Linked DNA regions of Homo sapiens: region 1 is linked to region 2. Evidence: read pairs that join two places in POLR2A ChIA-PET (ENCODE). Cell type or tissue: PC-9. All regions are shown on one strand. Each heading gives the region's core, and the rest is flanking DNA. Links, peaks and the distances in the headings are about the cores only. Region 1 has its middle 13 kb from the start of LINC01564. Region 2 has its middle 37 kb from the start of GCM1.

Evidence for each region. ChIA-PET counts read pairs that join two places held together with the same protein. Peaks named below come from ENCODE experiments on the same cell type or tissue, not always from the same donor. Only the 100,000 strongest peaks of a DNase experiment are listed, where the experiment ranks them.
Region 1: POLR2A ChIA-PET joins it to region 2 with 11 read pairs; 2 of 35 experiments call an interaction of 5 or more read pairs at or near these places.

What each region holds. Positions count from the first base shown.
Region 1 is chr6:53,609,976-53,620,077 of GRCh38, reverse strand. No RefSeq gene overlaps it. Among named protein-coding and RNA genes, the nearest start is that of LINC01564, 13 kb to the left of the region's middle. RefSeq lists an enhancer at 3,468-4,667. In PC-9, for the core only: no CTCF peak of the experiment used is centred there; DNase peaks (open chromatin) are centred at 2,937, 3,537, 4,177 and 8,497; H3K4me3 peaks cover 5,608 bases; H3K27ac peaks cover 8,000 bases.
Region 2 is chr6:53,107,227-53,117,328 of GRCh38, reverse strand. No RefSeq gene overlaps it. Among named protein-coding and RNA genes, the nearest start is that of GCM1, 37 kb to the left of the region's middle. In PC-9, for the core only: no CTCF peak of the experiment used is centred there; DNase peaks (open chromatin) are centred at 4,158 and 4,748; H3K4me3 peaks cover 1,075 bases; H3K27ac peaks cover 3,291 bases.

The DNA of each region.
Region 1 (10,102 bases), core at 687-8,686, 500 kb before region 2:
AAACCCTTGGGAATCTCCAAAGTGATGAGTGTCTTTGATATGCTGTGGAGATTACTGATGCCTAGGGACCCCTAAGTAGCTTCCGTATGGGGGCTGGTCACCAGAAAGACCAAGGCATGATTAGACGGTTGGGACTTAAAGTCCCACCAATCAACCTTCACCTCCAGGGAAGAAACAGGGGCTGACCAATGGCTCATGACTTAATCAATCATGCCTACATGATGAAGCCTTCATAAAAACTCAAAATGACCAGGTTCAGGAGCTTCTGGATAGCTGAACGTGTGGAAAGTCCTGGAGGGTGGCACATGCAGAGAGGGCATGGAAGCTCCATGCCCCTTCCCACATGCCTTGCCTATGCATCTCTTCCTCCTGGCTGTTCATCTGTATCTTTTTTAGTATCCTTTATAATAAACCAGTAAACAAAAATAGGTGTTCCTCTGAGTTGTGTAAGTCATCCTAGCAAATTAATTGAACCCAAGGAGACAGTAGTGGGAATCTTGACTTATAGCTGATCAGCAGAAGCAGAGGTGACAACCTGTAACTCGTGATCGGCCTCTGAAGTGGGGGCAGTCCTGTGGGGTAGAACCCTTATTCTGTGGGATCTGATGCTATCTCCAGATAGATAGTGTCAGAATTGAATTAAATTATAGTACACATAGCTGATATCTGCTAGGGAATTTATTGGTTGCTGGTGGGGAGAAATCCCTATATATTTTGGAGACTAGAGGTGAAATGCTCTGTGTTGGCTGTGTAAAAAATGGTTAGGTTTGGTTTTTCCTTAGTGAGTTTTTCCTTCTAACTTACTGGTATAGGTAACAAAACCCATAAGAAAATGTCCTCCTCTAACTTTGTAAGCCCCACATTCTACATCTGAACCAGGTAGGAAAAGGAGACCCAGAGGAGCAATAAGTTAGCAACAGACAACAGTGCCCTGAAAGCAGGAAATGGCAGTGTCTGGACAAATTGTCACGGTCATATTAAGCAAGTTAAGTATTTACTCAGCTGGCAGGAGTATTACATTTTTAATTGTTACCCACTTTAACCAATATTTAGCTAGTGTCCTCTGCATATGGAGGACCATATTAAGCATTTTGGAAAAAACCCAAATGCAAGAAAGGATCTCGGGGAGCAATATACACTCATGAAAAAAATAACCTTAAGCATATTCACCAAGAAGTATACATGTGTTGATAAATTAGTATTATACCAAAAAATTAAAAACCCCCACTGTTCACACAAACCCTGAGAAGCCATTACAGTAGGGAAAGTTTAAGAAGCTATGCTTCTCCTTGATGGTGTAAGGTTTTAAATGGGTTTAGAAAACTAAGGGGCTATGTGGAGTTAAGAGTGCCATGAATGGGGTAAAGATGCAGAGTGGGAGGAAACAAACGTATGTGGACTTAGAAGGGAGGAAATTCATAGGCTCACCTTGGAAGGCTGAAGGAGGCTGACACCATGTTGGATGATCAAAAATCAGCATTAACTCATTCACCAGATGGGTTGGAATAATGCAGATGAACTCAGGGTCACAGGTGTCAGGATGGGGAGACTGTCTCAAAGCAGGGGAGGCTTTAGGCTTGGGAGTTTTGTTTTACTTTTTGACAATGTTAACGCAACTAAGTAACTATGAAAGAGAAGTATGAAAACAGCCCACTGGCTCAAGGTCAGAAGGAAAGCGTGGGAGGCTTTAGAGAAAGTGATGTGTTCACAGGTGGTGAAGCTGAAGTCAGGTGGCAGCAAGTTCAGGTGGAAGTGGATGATGAGGAAATGGAGGTGGAAAGGTAGATTTCCCCCCACTCTATACATTTTTTTCATGGATAGATGTAGAAAATGAAATTATAATTAGACACTGAAGTGAGGTCAAGGAAGGAGTATTTTTTAAGTAAGGAGACAACACTACAGACTGGCCACAAATTCCCTGAGACTGTGTCTAACCAGAGCTGTAGATATTAATATAAAATCAGCTCTCGGCTGGGTACAGTGGCTCTTGCTTATAATTCTAACATTTTGGGAGGCTGAGGTGGGCAGATTGCTTGAGCCCAGAAGCTCTAGACCAGCCTTGGCAACATAGTGAAACCTCATCTCTACAAAAAATACAAAAAATAGCTGGGTGTGGTGGCAGGTGCCTGTAGTCCCGGCTACTCAGGAGGCTTCGGTGGGAGGATCACCTGAGCCCAGGAGGTCGAGGCTGCAGTGAGCCATGATCATGCCACTGCACTCCAACCTGGGTGGCAGAATGTCTCAAAACAAACAAACAAACAAACAAACAAAAAATCAACTTTTAAGGAGTGCTTCTATGACTTCTGTCATTAGGAAAATGTTCAGAAGTAATAGGAAGTATGAGAAACATGAACATTTGTGCAGAAAAGGAGGAATCATAGAAATAAAACTTCAGACTGTTGTGCAAACGGGCACATTGCATATGCTTAAAGTTAAAAGGGAGGAACCAGGGGAATGTGATCAGATTAAAATAGCAAAGCAATTAAAAATTTTACATACAAAGCTTAAAGGCAAACTTAAGAGATTGTAGTAACCACAGCAGGCATAATCAGCACTCAGTAGGTGTTTACTCTGTGTAGGATGATGTTACTGTAGAAGCAAAGGCCCTACTGACAGATCCAAAGCACAGGTGGAGACAGTGACTTTTTCATCACAGCTCAGAGTTTTGATAAAGAATAGAGATGGATTTATTTACTAACTCAATAAAACACTGCTAAACACTAGGGGTACAGAGATGAATTTAATATGGCTCCTCCCCTCAAGGAGCTCCTGATCCAATAGAACAAGCAGACACTAGAGTCCAATGAGACACTAGCTACCAAGAGCAAGGGCAAGAAACATTAGATGTAGGGCTCCACCCTGATATAGTTTGGATCTGTGTTCCTGTCCAAATTTTGTGTTGAATTGTAATATCCGGTGTTGGAGGTGGAGCCTGGTGGGAGGTGATTGGATCATGCGGGCAGATTTCTCATGAATGGTTTAGCAGCATCCCCTTTGTCCTGCCCTTGGAACAATGAGTTATCTGTCAGATCTGGTAGTTAAAGAGTGTGTGGCACCTCCCCCTCGCTCTCTTCCTCCTGCTACTGCCATGTGAGATACCTGCCCCTACTTTGCCTTCTTCCATGATTGGAAGCTTCCTGAGGCCACCCCAGAGTCAGAAGCCGCTATGCTTCCTGGACAGCTTGCAGAACCGTGAGTCAATTAAACCTTTTTTCTCTATAAATTACCCAGTATCAGGTATTTCTTGATAGCAATGTGAGAGTGGACTAATACTCACCCAGTAGACTTCCCGGAGCCTCCCGTCTTCTAGCCCTCTTTTATCAGGAGAGGATGCTGGATCCATCCTGCTGCTCTTTGGCATTCTGGGCACTGTGCTGCTGTGAAGATGCCTTTAACACCTCCCCACCCTAGTGAGATCATCATCATTGATTGCTGCAGTTGCATCCCTGCTGTCACCACCACTTCCACCACAGGTGACCAATCTTGCCAGATGGACCTTGCTGTTATTACCAACAACTTTGACGGGTCTATACCTCACCAATGTTGGAGCTCTCTTATTGGTGTCCACAGTGGTTGTCTGGCTCCTAAAGATTTTTTGTGTGTGTGTAATTCTCTCTCTAAAGCAACTTGAAATACCTCTACTGTGTTCAACTTTGAATGAGTTTTGTAATCACCTAGTAGATGGGATTAAGAAACATACAAACACATATTCTCACTCTTTACTCATTAACCTGAGTTTCACTGTTCTGATCCCTGAGCAACAATCCCCAACTCCTCCATGTCAAATCCAGTCCAGAGTTCTCAAGGCAGCCAGGCAGACTTGGCTTTCCCCAGGGACCCCAGGCCTATGTGCTTTGCTATTTTATTATGTAAGAAGGAAAAGCACCTAAAATGTGAGCGTTAGTGAATGAAAGGTGATTGTGTGACGATACCTCCAAACTTACACCAGCAAAAGAGAGGAAATAAAAGTTAAGTTCTCCACATGTCCTTTTTACTAGAGAATCCCAAATCACTGTGACTCAGCACCTGTACTTTGTGGTCATTTGTACCTGATACTAATTCTATTGTGACTCAGACGTTGCTCCAAACAAGTTTCCTTGTCACATCTCGCCACTGTTGTTAGGAAAACACGTTCAATGCAGGGGAACGTATTTGTTATGCTAGAAGCAAAGAGGGAGAGAGCGAGTGCACAGCAGAAGCAGGTAGTCATCCAGTAGAGATCAAAGTTCCCTTGCAAAGGGAATTTGTCATTGGTGCACACTCCCTTATTTAAGCTTTTGCTGATTCATCGTGCACTCATCAAAGCTGCACTGAGCTAATATTTAGAAATTCATTTGCTATAGAAGCAAACTCCAACATCAAATCCTTAAGTATGTGACTTGATCTATTCATACCTGGGTGTATACTAGTCCTGAGTTTAGGCACATATACCCACCTACACACAGCAGTGCTGAAAAAGCGTGACTGTAAAAAACTGGGGTGATAACTGGACAATGAAGTGAGGTCAATGAAGGGTTATTTTATATAGGAAATAACCCACAGATTGGCCACAAATCTCCTCTGCATTGACATTCATATGTATACATACACATTCTCACATGAAAACTCTTTTAAAAAAACTTTAAATTAGGGAAATTGTTGAAATTTGAACTAAGATGATAGTGAACAAGAAGCCCACAGAATATTAATAATTATCTTAATTTTCTTTCTTATTATTCAAAGTATATGCTCTAAAACTGTACTGAGGTACATCAAGTGCACAAATAGTAGTATGGAGTTGATGTTTTTTTTCCATATACATGTACCTATGTTACCACCATCTAATTCAAGATAGAGGATATCTCTGATCTCTTAGCTGGAGAAGACCGCCTCATGCCACTTTCCAGTAAATATCTCCCCATAGAGTTAATAGTATTCTGACCTCAATCACCGTAATTCATTTTGTCTGTTCTTGAAATGTATATAATTTAAATCATACAGTAAGATACATATATTTAATTTTTAAAAATACATTTAAAATGTACAAAAGCCATGCCTCACTCCTGGCTCTGATCCTCAGCCACCTGTTTTCTCTACCCAAAGGCAACCAATGATACTACCTTTCTTTTTTTTTTTTTAGATGGGGTTTCTCCCTGTTGCCCAGGCTGGAGTGCAGCGGTGCAATCATAGCTCACTGCAGCCTCACACTCCTGGGCTCAAGCCATCCTATTGCCTCAGCCTCCTGAGTAGCAGGGACTGCAGGTACACACTACCACAACCAGCTAATTTTTAACTTTTTTATTTGGACAGAGTCTCACTTTGCTGCCCAGGCTAGGTATCACCTTTTTGTTCATCTCTACAGAAATATTTACTCATATACACAAAAATGCATATGCATATACATAGTTTTCTTCTCTTGAGATCACTTTTGCAAAAATTATAACAATCAGGAAATTATTACAGTGAATGAGATCTGAACTAACCAACCCCCATCTAGCCTTTAACCTCCAAACTGGCCTTAATTATTCCTGGGCTTATGCCAAGATAACTTTGGGAGACATTTAGTTTAGAGTTTAAATGGTAATAGTGCTTCCCCAAAATTATACCACTTTGTAAAGCTAAGGAAAGCTAATCCATCCACCAGGTTATTAGGATGAGAGGAGCCTGAATTCTGCTAAGGTGTAGACTTAAACGATTACCAGCCATTAGTCTGGAGGTCTCAAAAATTGCAACTCCCCTAATTACTCCCGCCGATAACATCACTATTATAGAACCTAAGATTGGCCTTTTGAGATGTCTTTTCAGGTTTCTGCATTTCTGACGACCAATGAACCAACGTCTCCACCCAGGCCTGCCAAACCCCACTAGCCAGTCCTGTGGCCCTACCCAGAAGCAGACTCCCTGGCTCCCCAAACCACCCTTGAAAAACTCTAGCCTCCAAATTTTCAGGGAGATTGATTTGAGTAATAACTCCATCTCCCACGTGGCATGGCTGGCCTCGTGTCAATTAAATTTTATTGCAATGACTTGGCCTTGGTGGATTGATTTTGTCTGTGCAGTGGGCAGGAAGAAACTATTGGGTGGTTACACTCTCACACAAGTTTGGAACACTACTGAAAATTTAAAAAATTAGCTGGGTGGGTGTGGTGGCATGCTCCTGTAGTCCCAGCTACTTGGGAGGCAGAGGCAGGAGGATCCCTTGAGCCCAGCAGGTCGAGGCTACAGTGAGCTATGACTGTGCACTGCAATCTAGCCTGGGCAACAAAGTGAGACCCTGTCTATAAATAAATAAATTTAAATAAATGAGAAAAAAAAGGTAGTGACATACTATAGCATTTAGGAATATGTTTAGCTACAAATAACAGAAACTCAAAAACAGTGGCTTAAACAGTAAGTTTGCCCCACGAAACAAGAAGTCTGGGGCAGTCCAAGGAGGTTCAACAGGCTGCTGTTTCTGTTTTTTTACCTCCACCACCCTTAGAGTGAGGCTTTTGTCTTAATGCTTATTACTTCTTTGTTGCAAGATAGCTGCTGCATCTCCAGGTATTACATCTGTATTCAAGACAGGGAGAAGAAGAAAGCGGGAGTTGGGAAGGGGAGAGACCTGTGTTAGGAAACCAAAAGCTTTCACAGAAACCCTCTATTTCTATCTCATGGGATCATACTCCTGAATCATACGGCCCCTCCAGCTGCACAACACTGTGGTGAAGCAAATATTTTTAGTTTAGCCTTTATTTTTTAGAAAGAAAGGGGATGAGAATTGGCATGAGCAGATATAAGGATAGCCTCAGCCTCACATGATATTATGACTGTATTATTTGTTAAATATTGAGAAAGTTATGGAATACTGAAAAATTTTAGTTTTGGATAAATACCCATTCACATTAATTTTTGCTGTCCTTACTACTACTTTGAGAAAAAAGGTAAACTAAAGAACTTCTAAAATTTCTTCTCATATTGTTATTGTACACAGGTCCATCTTTTTAAATCCACAATTGCAAAATATAAAAACAAAATAAAGAAAACTATGAAAACAGAAAAGTTTATGTAACTGATTTTGTGACAAAAACCTGATGTGACCCAAGGAGAGGCTATTTGAAGTCTTCGTTCATATGATTTAGTGTAAATTGTTTATATGTTGCAGAAATATTCATGTTTGATTAAAGAGTACTGCCCCAGACCCTACTTGGGATATTACATAATAAATAGGATCTTCTAACTTTGAAAAGTTCTGAATTCTCAAACACCTCTAAACCCAATGGTTTAAATAGGGAATTGAAGAACTGTGGTTAGAAAGATGACTTCAATGTAAATATACAATTTGGCAGAAAGTTTAGGGGAATCATATAAACAACTAAATGAATGCAGGCAGAAATGAAAAAAGAAATCCTGAAACTTTAAGAATCGGGGATAATATCAGATAAGTATGTTGCTTAAATTTGACTAATTTAAACCATTTTTATAAATTAGTCACTCAGCATGAAGACATCAAAAATTCTTCCTAAATTCTAAACACTATGTACATTTGAATGCTGAGTTAGTCCCAGGATTCATCCCCAAAATATCACTGACCAGTATGATTTAATATTAGTATTTGCCCTCTCAGGGGCATCCTTGCTGCAGGATATCACAAGGGTAGAAGGTAAAGCAGCTGCACAAAACATCTTTGCTCTTGTTTGTTACTCTGAGATGATCCTCTGCCTGAAAATATCTAAGCAGATACTTTTCTCAGCTTTGCAATGCAAATGATATTTAACAGTTCCCTAGGAATGTTTTGTGTGCTTATCAAATTTCAGCTAAACACATTTATTTATATGATAAATATGATAACCAAAAGGTTCCATGTATTATCTTTTCAATATTCATGTTATACTGTACAAGCACTGTATTATACAAATACTGTATAATATAGTATTGTAAGGTACAAAAATACAATAAACTAACCATACTTCAACTCTGCGGGGTTGCTGTGGGAGAGCTCTGCAGGGTTGCTGTGCAAGCCCCAGGTAAGTGATTAAGTCAGACAATAACTACATCAGTGCTTCTCAAATTTTCATGTGCCTGCAGATTATCGGTTGGGGGCGGGGAGTTTTTAATATGCATTCTGACTTAGTAGGCCTGGTGTCGGGCCAGAGATTCTGCGTCTCTCCCAAGCTTTCAGGTGATACAGATGCTGACTGGTGGACCACATTTTGAGTAGCAAGATGCTAAAGCTTCTTACAACTCTAAACTTTCAAAATCCTTTATAAAAGGATAGCTATAATGTATATGTGAAATGGACTATGGAAACATAAAATAATAAAAGCTTACTATTGTCAGTCACTTGGGAAGTGTCACTTTTGGAAGTTAGTCACTTCCCAAGTGTACATCTCAGGATATACAAACTCTTAGGGGAACTCCATGTGATTTAGAAATCTAGCCAGCTTGCCAAGAGGATAATGAAGAATATAATTGAGGTGTGGGTGAAAACCTCCAAAGACTAGAAACCTTTGCTCTGACATGCACCCTGAACATGGTTGTCTCCAAGCCAAGATTTTATTAAAAGGTGATTAAGCCCAACCTTGAGAAAACATGTGTTTTCAAGAGACTCTTGAACTCTCAGCCTCAAGTGGAGTTAGGCAATTCTGGAGAAACCAGTTAACATCCTGGGCCTATTACTTGCAAGGAACATTTAGGCCCCCCAAACAAACAAGATGTTAGCTAAATAATAGGCCATAAATGTAGAGCAAATTGGAGAACTCCAAAATAACCAAGGACAAAAGAGAACTTCAGAGAGTCAACAATTTGTACAAGGGCTATTATCCTAGACTCAATTTGTGTTTCTTACATAGCCAAAGCAATCTTCTCCAAACAAAAATTTGTGTATGCTACCCTGCTATAAAATTATCTAAGGCTCACGACGGTACCTACAGAGAAATAGAAATACTGATTCTTCTTAATGTAGAATCCTATGAGGTTTTCCAAAAACATACAATTGTGTAACCACAATCACAATCAAGATATCGAACAGTTCTATCTATCTCAAAAATCCTCCCCTTCCTCTAAGTAGCCAATCCTTTCTGTACCACTCCCACAACCCCTGCCCCAGTCCCTGGTAACCAAACATCTGTATTCTGTTCCTATCATTATTCCTACTCTAGAAGGTCATTCCTATCATTATTCCTACTCTGGAAGGTCAAATGGAATCATATAGAGTGCTGCCTTTTGAGTCGGCTTCTCGTACTTCACACAATGCATTTGAGATTTATCAATGCTGTGGCATGCTTCAGGAGTTCGTTCCTTTTTATTACTGTAATCCATTGAGATGCCACGCTGAGCCATATTGGAGCCCGAAGCAGAAAAACAGAAAACAAAAATTGCACCCCTCTATATATGTTTTTTATGTATTTTGTGGATATTTAAACACTAAAATAATAAAAATATTGAAAAATTTTAAAAATACCTATTATTAAAACCCACAATACTATGTTCAGTGTAAAGATTTTATTTACAACAAAACAATTCATTATAATCTTACTTTCCTGGATTTAATGGAAGCAAACTCATCCATAATATTTTCAAAATCTACTTTTTTGCTTATCTTACATTATTTTATGGGGCACCACTGTGATTGCTGTTAAAAAAAATTCTCAAGGCCACTTCCAAATTTGGATAAGATTGCACCAAGTAAAATACTTGCGTCCGTTTCAGAAAATCTGAACCTTATACTGATTTTATATTACAAATCATTGAAATTGTACACTGCTTAAAACTATTTTGGATGAAATTTCTACAGACCTTAAGTTGTCAGAATGTTTAAGAGTCAAGTGGGTGACTGCCTTTTGTACATCAAATGTAATCATAGAAAATAACTTTTTTTTTGTTACAAATTCAAAATGTTCCAGCCTGGCCAATGTGGTGAAACCCTGTCTCTACCAAAAAATACAAAAATTAGTTAGGCATGGTGGCACAGGCCTGTAATCCCAGCTAACTAAGGAGGCTGAGGTGGGAGAATCACTTGAACCCAGGAGGCAGAGGCTGCAGTGAGCCAAAATCGTGCACTCCAGCCTGAGCAACAGAGTGAGACCCTGTCTCAAAAAAAAAAAAAAAATCAAAATATTAAGATGCTTTACCTGCTTTTTCA
Region 2 (10,102 bases), core at 969-8,968:
CTACCTTAGCAGGATGCTGAGATATGCTAGGACCGGGGGGTGCTTTATGGGCACTCCATCACACTGGCCCTGCTTATTTTCTAGCTAGTGGTTCACATTTACTAAGCATCTACTACATGCCAGGTTCTGTTTTAAGGACTGTATATTCATTAACCCAGTTAAGATTTACAGTAACACTATGAGGCTAGTGCTAGTATCATCACTCCCATTGTACAAGTGATAAACTGTGGCTCAGAAAGAACTAATATTCCCAGGAGCATTTAGTTCACAGTTTGACAAAGCCAGGATTTGGACCCAGGTAGTTGTGTTCAAAGCTGACGTTCCCTCAAAGCTCAATGATGTCCAAAACCTTTGGAAGGGGGAGGAATTGCTCATGCGTAAAGGAGAAGTGCATACCTCCAACAATTGCTCTGACACCATTAGGGTGTAAAGCATCAGCACTTGGCTACCTCACCACCTGCTCCTAGTCACCAGTACTCAGCAATCTCTCCTAGAATAGGGGCAGACCCTCTCCTTTTCACACACAACTGTTCCCAGGGGAGTCCCACTGCAGAGATGCTTGGGCCGGAAGACCCAAGTCTGTGGCAAGAGTGGTGTCTGGGGTGTGCTGCCCTCAGAGTTTCTTTGAGGATCTGGGTCTCGGTGCTGAGTCTGGCCTTTCCACCATACTCCTTAGCAGTCATGGAGTTTTCCCCCTAGGATCCCCACTCTTCCTCCTTATAGCCTCACTTCCTGCAATCCTCCCCCACCCTTCTCAAGTCCCTCATTCATATTTGTACACACCTTTATCCTAGCCATGGAAGGATTTGATTTCACTCTTGTAGAGCTCCTGACCAACTGCAGGGCTCCCTGGCTCAAGAAGCCGAAAAAAGATGGACTGCTACATAGCAGGTGGAGTAGACTTCAGGGTAACTACCAAGTGACTAACTGTAACTGACATTCAAGCAGGTAAGCCTGAGGCACACCTGGGTTACACCTGTCACACAGTGCTTAGGGACTCAGACACTGTGGCCAGGTATGTGCTCACAACATCCAGTGACACTTACCTAGGTCCCACCATTAGGGCCCAGCAAAGCCCCCTCTGTAATACTTGGAAATAAGAATTCTTTACATTCCGTGGTATCCCCAAGGTTCCAATAAACACATACATTTGCATATCAGTTGTCACTCTGTCTCCCTCTGCCTGTTTAATCTACTAGAGTTGTGGTATCTCTGGCTGGATTTTATTGCTTCTGTAGTAGCAGAAGGCGCCAGGGCTTAGGATAGAGACATGGCACTCTGGGCTGAGGTAAAGAAATCTGGGCCTAGATGTGGAAACATGCTTTGCATGAGCAGAGGTCAACGGCTGACTTTAAATGATAGCTTTCATAGAAATGCTTGCCATTTCTTAGAAACCATCAAAGCTTGGCATTGTTTGTGTCACTAAGAAATTGTAAACAAAACACAATTTGAACCTGTCTCTCTCTCTCTGGCTTCTGGTTTCCCTTGGCTGGGCCACATCATCACAATGTTGATGAGATGTGGGCCACAGCTTGCTTTGGGCTACTGACTCTGAAAGATGCTGCCAAGAAACCTACAAAATGCTGGCCATGAAGACTGAGATCTCAAGCCTCACCTCACAAAATAAAGCCCATTTAGGAAGGCAGACAGAGTGGTGAGAAGGTCAGGTTTGGGTAAAAGGAGCACATGAGGATTGAGGATGGAACAAACAATCTCGGAAATGTCATTCACTGCTGACTCAGGAGTGTGATATCAACATCATGAACTAGAAAGGGCATAGGATTAAGTGCCAGGAGATTTTGTAGGGGAGGGAAAAAACTTTTTTCTCTATGCTTTTCAATTCTGCAGCTGTGGCCCTGGAAATTAAATTGACAAAAGCCATAATTACAGGAGAAAAAAGTTTATTTCATGGGCATGTAAGGTACCTCAGAGAAATGAAATGAAAATCCCAAAGACATAGTCAGAGTTGGAGGTGTATATACCATTTTAACAAAGGGCGATGAATTTCTGGAGAACTAACAAGACAAATGAAAAGGCAGTTGAGCTTCTAGAGGCAGGAAGTTGTGAGAAGGTAAATATATGGGGAAGCTAATGGAAGGTAAGTGTTATTTTAGTAGGGTTTGTGTTATAGATTCCTTTTGGGGTCATCTTTGGGATGAAAAGAGTCTAGAGTTATCTCTGGTGACTAAGAGTTATTCTGCCTTTCCTGGTATGAGAGAGGGAAGGGGAACACCTTCACAAAGAAAAATATATGCCCTGCTTTTAAGCAAATAGGGAAAAGTAGAGAGCCTTTCTGCAGTCTGCTCTTTCCCAGTTGCCTTCAGCTCAAAACAATCCTTTTACTAAGGCAATACACTCTGATCCCTTTCAGTTTTATATAATTTATTGACAGTCTCTTTCCTGCTAGGCTGGAGGCACTTTGAAGGCAGGAACTGTGTCTATTTCACTCACTTTTGTATCTGCAGAACCTAGCACAGTGCCTGGCCCATTCATTTGACTAAAAATTAACAGATGAATGATTTTGAACATCAGCTTTGAGTACAACCACCTGGGTCCAAATCCTGGCTTTGTCAAGCTATGAACTAAATGCTCCTGGGAATATTAGTTCTTTCTGAACCACAGTTTATCACTTGTACAATGGGAGTGATGATACTAGCACTAGCCTCATAGTGTTACTGTAAATCTTAACTGGGTAAATAAATATAGAGTCCTTAAAACACAACCTGCACATAGTAGGTGCTTAGTTTGAGTTGCCCTGAGCCTCAGTTTCCTTATCTGTAAAATGAAGGTAATGATCTTGTCTTAGCGCTTCAATAGATGCCTTCCTCCATTGACTTACTCTTCAGCAGAGATTCCCATCATGGGCATGAGAATAAACAGAATAATCTCTTATTTTGAAAAAGTAGTGTAAGTGTAAACTATCTTTTCCTTTTTTCTCTCTCCCTTTTTTCTTAAACCAGGCAGCCTCTGACCCAGAATAGGTTTGGAGAGGCTCCCAAAATGTCTTTTCTTGACTTTCATGGCAGCTATTCCTCGTTTGAATGTTCCCAGGGAAATATGGCAACTGTGGGAGACCAGAATATGCCTCCTCAAAATAAGAGGATTGTTGAGCTGAAGATAATTAAGATGCAGGGGAGCTCTGTGTCTTCCCTTTGCTTGCCTAAAAGCAGGACAGAGATTTACAGAGACAAAAGGTTTTTTATCCTCCCTGTCTCTTTTCTTACCTAAAGATAAGATGTACATTCTTCATTACTGGAGACAACCCTTGATCAGCTCAGAGATGGTGCCAGAGGGACCTGTGAGCAGACTTTACTCCATTAGTGTTTGCCCATATATTTACCTTCCCATAGCTTCCCATTTTTGGAAGTCCAGGACTACTTTCCTTTGTCTTGTCACTTCTCTGAAATTTATTGTTCTTTATTAGACATACTATATATGGCAGACTCGTAAACACTGCCTTGAGTTAACTCTTCACTGAGGTTTCTCCCACGCGATGTGTCCTGTACGTGTTGATAAGCTGGACTGTTCTCTTGTTAATCTGTCCTTTGTTGCAGAAGTCTGTCCCAACTACAAACTTAGGAAGGTTGAGAAAGAGAACAGACCAAGAGACATTGCAGCAAACTACCAGTGATTATTTTCTCATTTTGTCTACTTCTGCGACACATGTTCTCCAGGGAGTTTGAAATGTAGGGACAAGCACACAGACACATACCACGCATCTTCCTAAGCTAAGGAAATTACACTGAGATCAGAAGTGGCTGGAGCAGCAAATGTCACACTCCAAATGCCACATTCACAGAAGCAGAAAGGACAAAAACAAATCGGCAGCCCATTTTTGCACAGCTGTGAGATGGAGTGTCTGAAAAATGTAGTCTTGAGATATCTCACTTGTGTTTTTATCAGAACACTTCAAATGATAGCAGCAAATCTTTGGCTTAGTGGAAAAAAGTCTCCAGAGTTGGAGTTAGATGTCCTGGATCCTATCTAGAGTTCACCCTTACCCTGTCTTTGGGCAAATCATGCTTCTCTGGGTCTCGGTTTCCTCCTTCAGTCTAAATGGCTATATGGCCTCTCATGGCCCTAACACTGTAAGACAATAATAGTGGTATTAATTTGGATTAGTCAAACAAGGGACAGCTCCCTCAGGGCATAACTTTCTGCTTCCAGGTGATGCTGGCATCCCTCCACCAGCACCTGGATCCACTCCCCCAGGAGGATGAGGGTGTGATTTGTACATCCAGCTCTCCTACCCTGAGACCTTGAGTGACCCAGGATGCAGCTAAGAGACACTGGCCATGCCCACAAAGAGAGCAGAGGCCTGAGAAGGGGCTGCAGAGAGACGGGAGAGTTTTGCTCTGCTTGCAGCAAGCCCAAGAACTTAATTTAAACCTAGTGAGTTAATCAGCTGCAGTCTTCCAGTTTAATCCCTTAGAGCCAAAGCTTTCAAGAAGCCTTGACAGTCATCTGGGACCTATAAGGCGCTGTCCTGGGTCATGGTGGTGGTGGGAGGAGCTGGGGCAAGGAGCTGGCAGTGGGGGGCTCTGCAGACAACTTGCTTATGATTTAGTAGGAGAGAAGTGACACAAGTCAGTTAGTCACAATTTTTCTCTGAAGCCTTCTGAGGTGTGGCACTGGCCAGGATGTGGTAGAAAGTAAACACAGGTGAAACAGAGCTCTTTGAGAGTGCCCTGGAGGCCCAGGGGGAGTAGATTGTGTGTAATTATTTAATCATTCATTGGCTGGAGTTAAACTGTGGAAAGCCTCCAGGAGGAATAGTAGAACTTCCAGGAGGAGCTGGAGGGTGGGGAAGGTGAGAGAAAGAGCATTCCAGATGCCAGCAGAGCAAAGGGGCAGGGGTAGGGAGGGGCTTTGGGTGTCCTGGGAACCAGAACTATTCTTGGCTAGGAGCAGACCTGGAGGAGGAGCAGGAGGCGAGCTGGAAAGGTAGGTTAGTGTCAAACCTGTACAGACCTAGAATGCAAAGTTTATTATTTGGGCTTTAACCTGCATACCAAGGGTCAAAAATTGGCCGATTCCACTCATCCTGCAGATGGCTTTTGTTTGACCTGTATCGTGTTTTTATTTTTTTCCTTTTAAACTTGAGTTTGGTTAAGCATACAACATTTCACAAACAACATGGATTTCCAGCTTCTCTTTAAAAATAGGAAGGTCAGGCCTTATAGAGAATCTTCGAACGGAAGCTGAGTAGCCGCTTCCCTTTCAGGCAAGAGACACAGGGTCTGGCTTGCCACTGCCTGCACACCTGGTCCACCTCACTCACTTGTGGTGTCCTCTGGACCTTCACAGGTGTTTGAGTTCATCACCCTTGCCAGAGACAGCAGGCTGTAGAAAGTTTAGAAGGTCACAACTTGTGGATAACAGAGGAAGGTTGTGCCTCAGACTAACCTGATGCCAGCGTTTTGATTGGGAAGGGGCGAGAGTACAGGAAGAATATCTGATAGGAAACTGTTTTATAGGTTCAAGCTAGAGGTGGTGAGGTCCTGACCCAGTCAGTGGCAGTGAATGAAAATAAAGAGGTGGCCTTATATGCAGAAGGAACAGAGGCTGCCCAGTGCTGTGCTTGGAGGGCCAACAAGCTCTCTGTCTCAGATTCATGCTCAACAAGCTTGAATCCCATGCTCTAATAAGAATACTACCTTAGCTAGGTCAAGGCTGCAGTGAGATGTGATCACACCACTGCACTCCAGACTAGGTGACAGAGTGAGACTCTGTCTCAACAAAAAGAAAACAAATGACCTTAGCTCTAGGTAGTGAATAATACTTTAACACTTTTATCCAATGAGATCAGGAATGTCATTCCCCACCAGAACCTTGTGAGCTTGGTATTGTGACTGTCATCCTCGTTCTGCAGATAAAGAAATTGAGACTCAGAGATGATCTATTATTTGTCTACAATCATTCAGCCAGCAAAATGGCAGAACCAGAACAAACCTTTACCCATGGGCTCCCAGTCTGAATCCATCTCCCTTGGGCAGGGTGTACTCGTGTGACACATAGCATCACTCTCTGTGCTTTTTAAAACTGCAAATACATCTAGGAAGGTAGGAGAAAGCACTTCACCTCCCAGTGATGGTCTGAATATTATCATTGGATCTATATTTGTCTAGAGGCACGCTAGCATTGGGGACAGAGTGTAGGCTCTGGAGCCAGCCTACCTAGATGTGAATCCCATCATAACCACTCATTGGGTAAGTTACTAAATATCTCTGTGCCTTAGTTTCCTCACTTTTAAGAAAAGGTGATAACACCCACTTTACAGGGATGCTGCAATGATTCAATGAGTTAATGTGAATAATGCACTTAGCACATAGAAAATGCTGTGTGAGTGTTTGCACATTATTTATTTTATTTTTGAGACAGAGTCTTGCTCTGTCACTCGGGCTGGAGTGTAATGGTGTGATCACCACTCACTGCCACTTCAACCTCCTGGGCTGAAGCAATCTTCTCACCTTGGCCTCCTGAGTAGCTGGGACTATAGGTGGGCATCACTGTGGCCAGCTAATTTTTGTATTTTTTGTACAGACAGTGTTTCGCTATGTTGCCCAGGCTGGTTTCAAACTCCTAGGCTCCAGTGATCTGCCCACCTTGGCCTCCCAGAGTGCTGGGATTACAGGCATAAACCACCACACCCATCTGTTTGCACATTGTTATCCACATTTTTCATAAGCCAGTCTGCAGTCCCAGGTTTTTTGTCATGAGGAGAGAATTGGAGGGAGGGAGTTACAGAGGAGTCAGGGGAGACATAACGTGGATGTGGCAAGAGAATTGGCACAACTCACTCCCCATGGTGTTTGTCAACAGGAAGACACACCAGCTGCATCCATCTGGGTTGTTATCTGTGGTGGAAAGTGAGGGGAAGGGATAAAATGGGGGTGGACCTTTCTTTAGACCTCCCTACCAGAGGGTCAAGCATGGCGCTAGGTATTTCTGAGCCAGCCAGAGGAAAGGGTTTGGGAGCTGATGGAAGTGCCAAAATGCAAATGTCTACAGATGCCTGAAGGAAGACTAGATGTCTGAAGCTTGCTGGGATAATCATGGGTGCCAAACTGCTGGTATTGTGCTGAGGTTAATATTAATACCTACCCTAGTGACACCATCTTCTAAAAACTCTGAGCTCATGACCTGTGTCCAGATCCCTAGAAGTGGAGGCATAGAGTTTGAGCAGTGTTGCTATACCCAGGAAGTCATGGCTATGGTAGGCAGAATGATGGTCCCTCAAAGATGTCCACATCCTAACCACTAGAACCTGTGACAAAACCTTACGTGGCAGAAGAGACTTTATAGATGTGATTACATTGAGGACCTTCAGATGGGAAGGCTAGCCCGGATTGTCCAGGTGGGCCCAATCTCATCACATGGGTCCTATTGTTCCTGGTGAGTCCTGAGGAAGACACCCTGCTCCTCTGACTCCTCATTGAGAGGCAGCCACCCCTCAATTCAGTCCTCTGAGTCCTGAAAGTCTTGTGGTCAGTTTCTCTGCACACGGGTAAATGCAACCACAACTCAGGCATTTATGAATGGCAGTTACTTGGGTAACTGAAAGGAGGTAGTTTTAATTTTGAATAGTCACTAATTGCAAAGGGGCCATCTTTCCAGAAAACACCTCCTTATCTTTTTGGTGAGTGTATCTACTGTTTCTCCTGCAGTGTTTGCACCATTCTGACAATTATCCCCTTGACAACATCTTCCCAGGACTGAGCAGAGAATTCCAAAGACTGTTCCAATGATCAGGAACTAGAGCTAATCTTAGAACAGCATCTAATGAGTCTTTCTTCCTCTGTATTCCCCCATCACCCCTACCAATCCAGGTAAATTGGGCAGTCACTGCCTACCTAGACAAACGTGGCCTGGCAGAGGGGTGGGACCCAAGGTTCAGATTTAAAGGCACTATCAGCAAAATCTCACTGTGTGTCCTCTGTGTCCCATAAATAGATTTGAAATAATTGCTTCATTTCTAGGTTGCAGGGAACTTTGCACAATTGATCTGGTGTAAACAAAGGTCTTGACACCTGAGGAGTAAAGAAATTAGGCTTTGAAAGATGTTTCTTAAACCGTGAAAAACAATGTTTCTCAAACAGTGAAATACTTCTCCACCTGCCAGAATGCATCAGAGAAGACTGTCACCAAATTATTCCCCCATTCAACCATTAGTGTTGCCACATCTATAAGCATAATGCATTAAATTTACACCATGCTCACAAATACTTTCCATTCCCCCACTTCTCAGCATTGTAGTGATCACCGTTTTTGTCCCCTTCCTCTGCCTCCCCCATCCTAAACCCTGCCAGTACTGCTCCTGGTGAGAAAGTGGCAAGGAGACACTAAGAACCCCTTCCTAACATACCAATGTCCCACAGCACGTATGGAGAAGGATGACCGGGGCACCCATTAGTCAATGATATATACTAAGCTAGTGAAAGTAAACAGTGGTTATCTCTGATGGTAAGTTTATGGGCAATTCCAAATTTCTTTTAATGCCTCTCTGCATTTGCCAGAATTGATATATTAATGTTTGCCAAAAAATGTGAAAAACTCACAGGTGCTTCCCAGTCTGCTGTGCCATTGGAAAATGTAGGAAGAAAAGACAAAAGAATATTGGCTGTCTCAGAAAGACTTCAGTAGGAATGGTACCAAAATTAAAAAGATTTACAAAAAAAAAAAAAAACTTAAAAAGATTAGGGGGAGAGCTGTACCATGCCCCTTCATGCAGCTGGCCCTCAGGGTACAAGCAACAAAGTGGCCACATGAGCAGCTGTTCTCACGTCAAGAGAAACCTGCTTAATGACAGTCTTGGTAGGAGAAGAAGAGCCTGTTCCAAAACTTGTTCTTTCTTAAAGTTAAGGCTCTTGATCTTTACTTTTCTCCTGACTCTTCAAGTTCTTCAGGATTATTTTTCCTAACTCAGAAGGTCTGCTTCAAATGCTGCTATTTCTTGTTGAGTTGGGGCAGGGGGCACGCAGGGCTAGGAATAGGAATTTGCTATTTATAATCTCCATGACCTCTATAAAGGTCATCTTTTCTACTCTATCATTAAGAAAGAAACAGGCTGTACTTTTTCTTACTCAATTCTGCTCAAGATTAGAGCTCTCAAAACAGATGTATTGAGACGTCATTCAGCAATTACAGGAAGGCCATTAGATTTTTGGAAGGAGCATTACTTTGTGGGACATTTAAGGCTTTCTTGCTCTCGACCATTTTGGCTGTTTCCAAGCTAGTGTTTTTCTGTTTGTTTGTTTGTTTTTTTGAGATGGAGTTTCGCTCTTGTTGCCCAGGTTGGAGTGCAATGACATGATCTTGGCTCACTGCAACCTCTGCCTCCCAGGTTCAAGCGATTCTCCTGCGTCAGCCTCCCAAGTTGCTGGGATTACAGGTATGCGCCACCACACCCAGCTAATTTTTTTATTTTTTAGTAGAGACGGGATTTCACCATGTTGGCCAGGCTGGTTTCTAACTCTTGACCTCAGGTGATCCACCAGCCTCGGCCTAAAGTGCTGGGATTATAGGTGTGAGCCATCGCGCCCGGCCCAAGCTACTGCTTCTTAATCGAATGTTTCCAAAGACAAGGTTGGGCATTTGCTTTAATTTTACCTTATACTCTGTTGTGCTTCCCATCTCCTCCTGCACTTTAACTCAGGCTCTGTGGACTGACTTAGGGTTTCCCAATATTCAGAATTTTCTCTTGGCTCTTAGAGGCAATTGCTCAGGCCCTTTTGACTACTGTTGTGGGGCTGCTCCTGGGTAGGGTTAGGAAATCATTGAAATTTGCCTACATACTATCAAGATTTCCCACAATCTCCCAAACCTTCCTATTTGCATCAGTCTTTGGCGCATCACTACCTTTCATTTATTTCCCCTAAGCTACCCAAAGCCTGAGTGCTACTCTAGACTTGCAAATTCTTTCCTGTATTAAGGGCAGTCTCATCCGCTGGTGGGTGAGGAACACAGGGTAACTATTTGGCATACTTGCCTCTGCTTCCCAATCCTGTGCCCAGAGCAGGCATCGCTGATCAGTCAGCCATGGCACGCATCCCTACTGAGTTGACTCAGCAGCAGAATATTTCTTAACCAGCACTTCAGACAA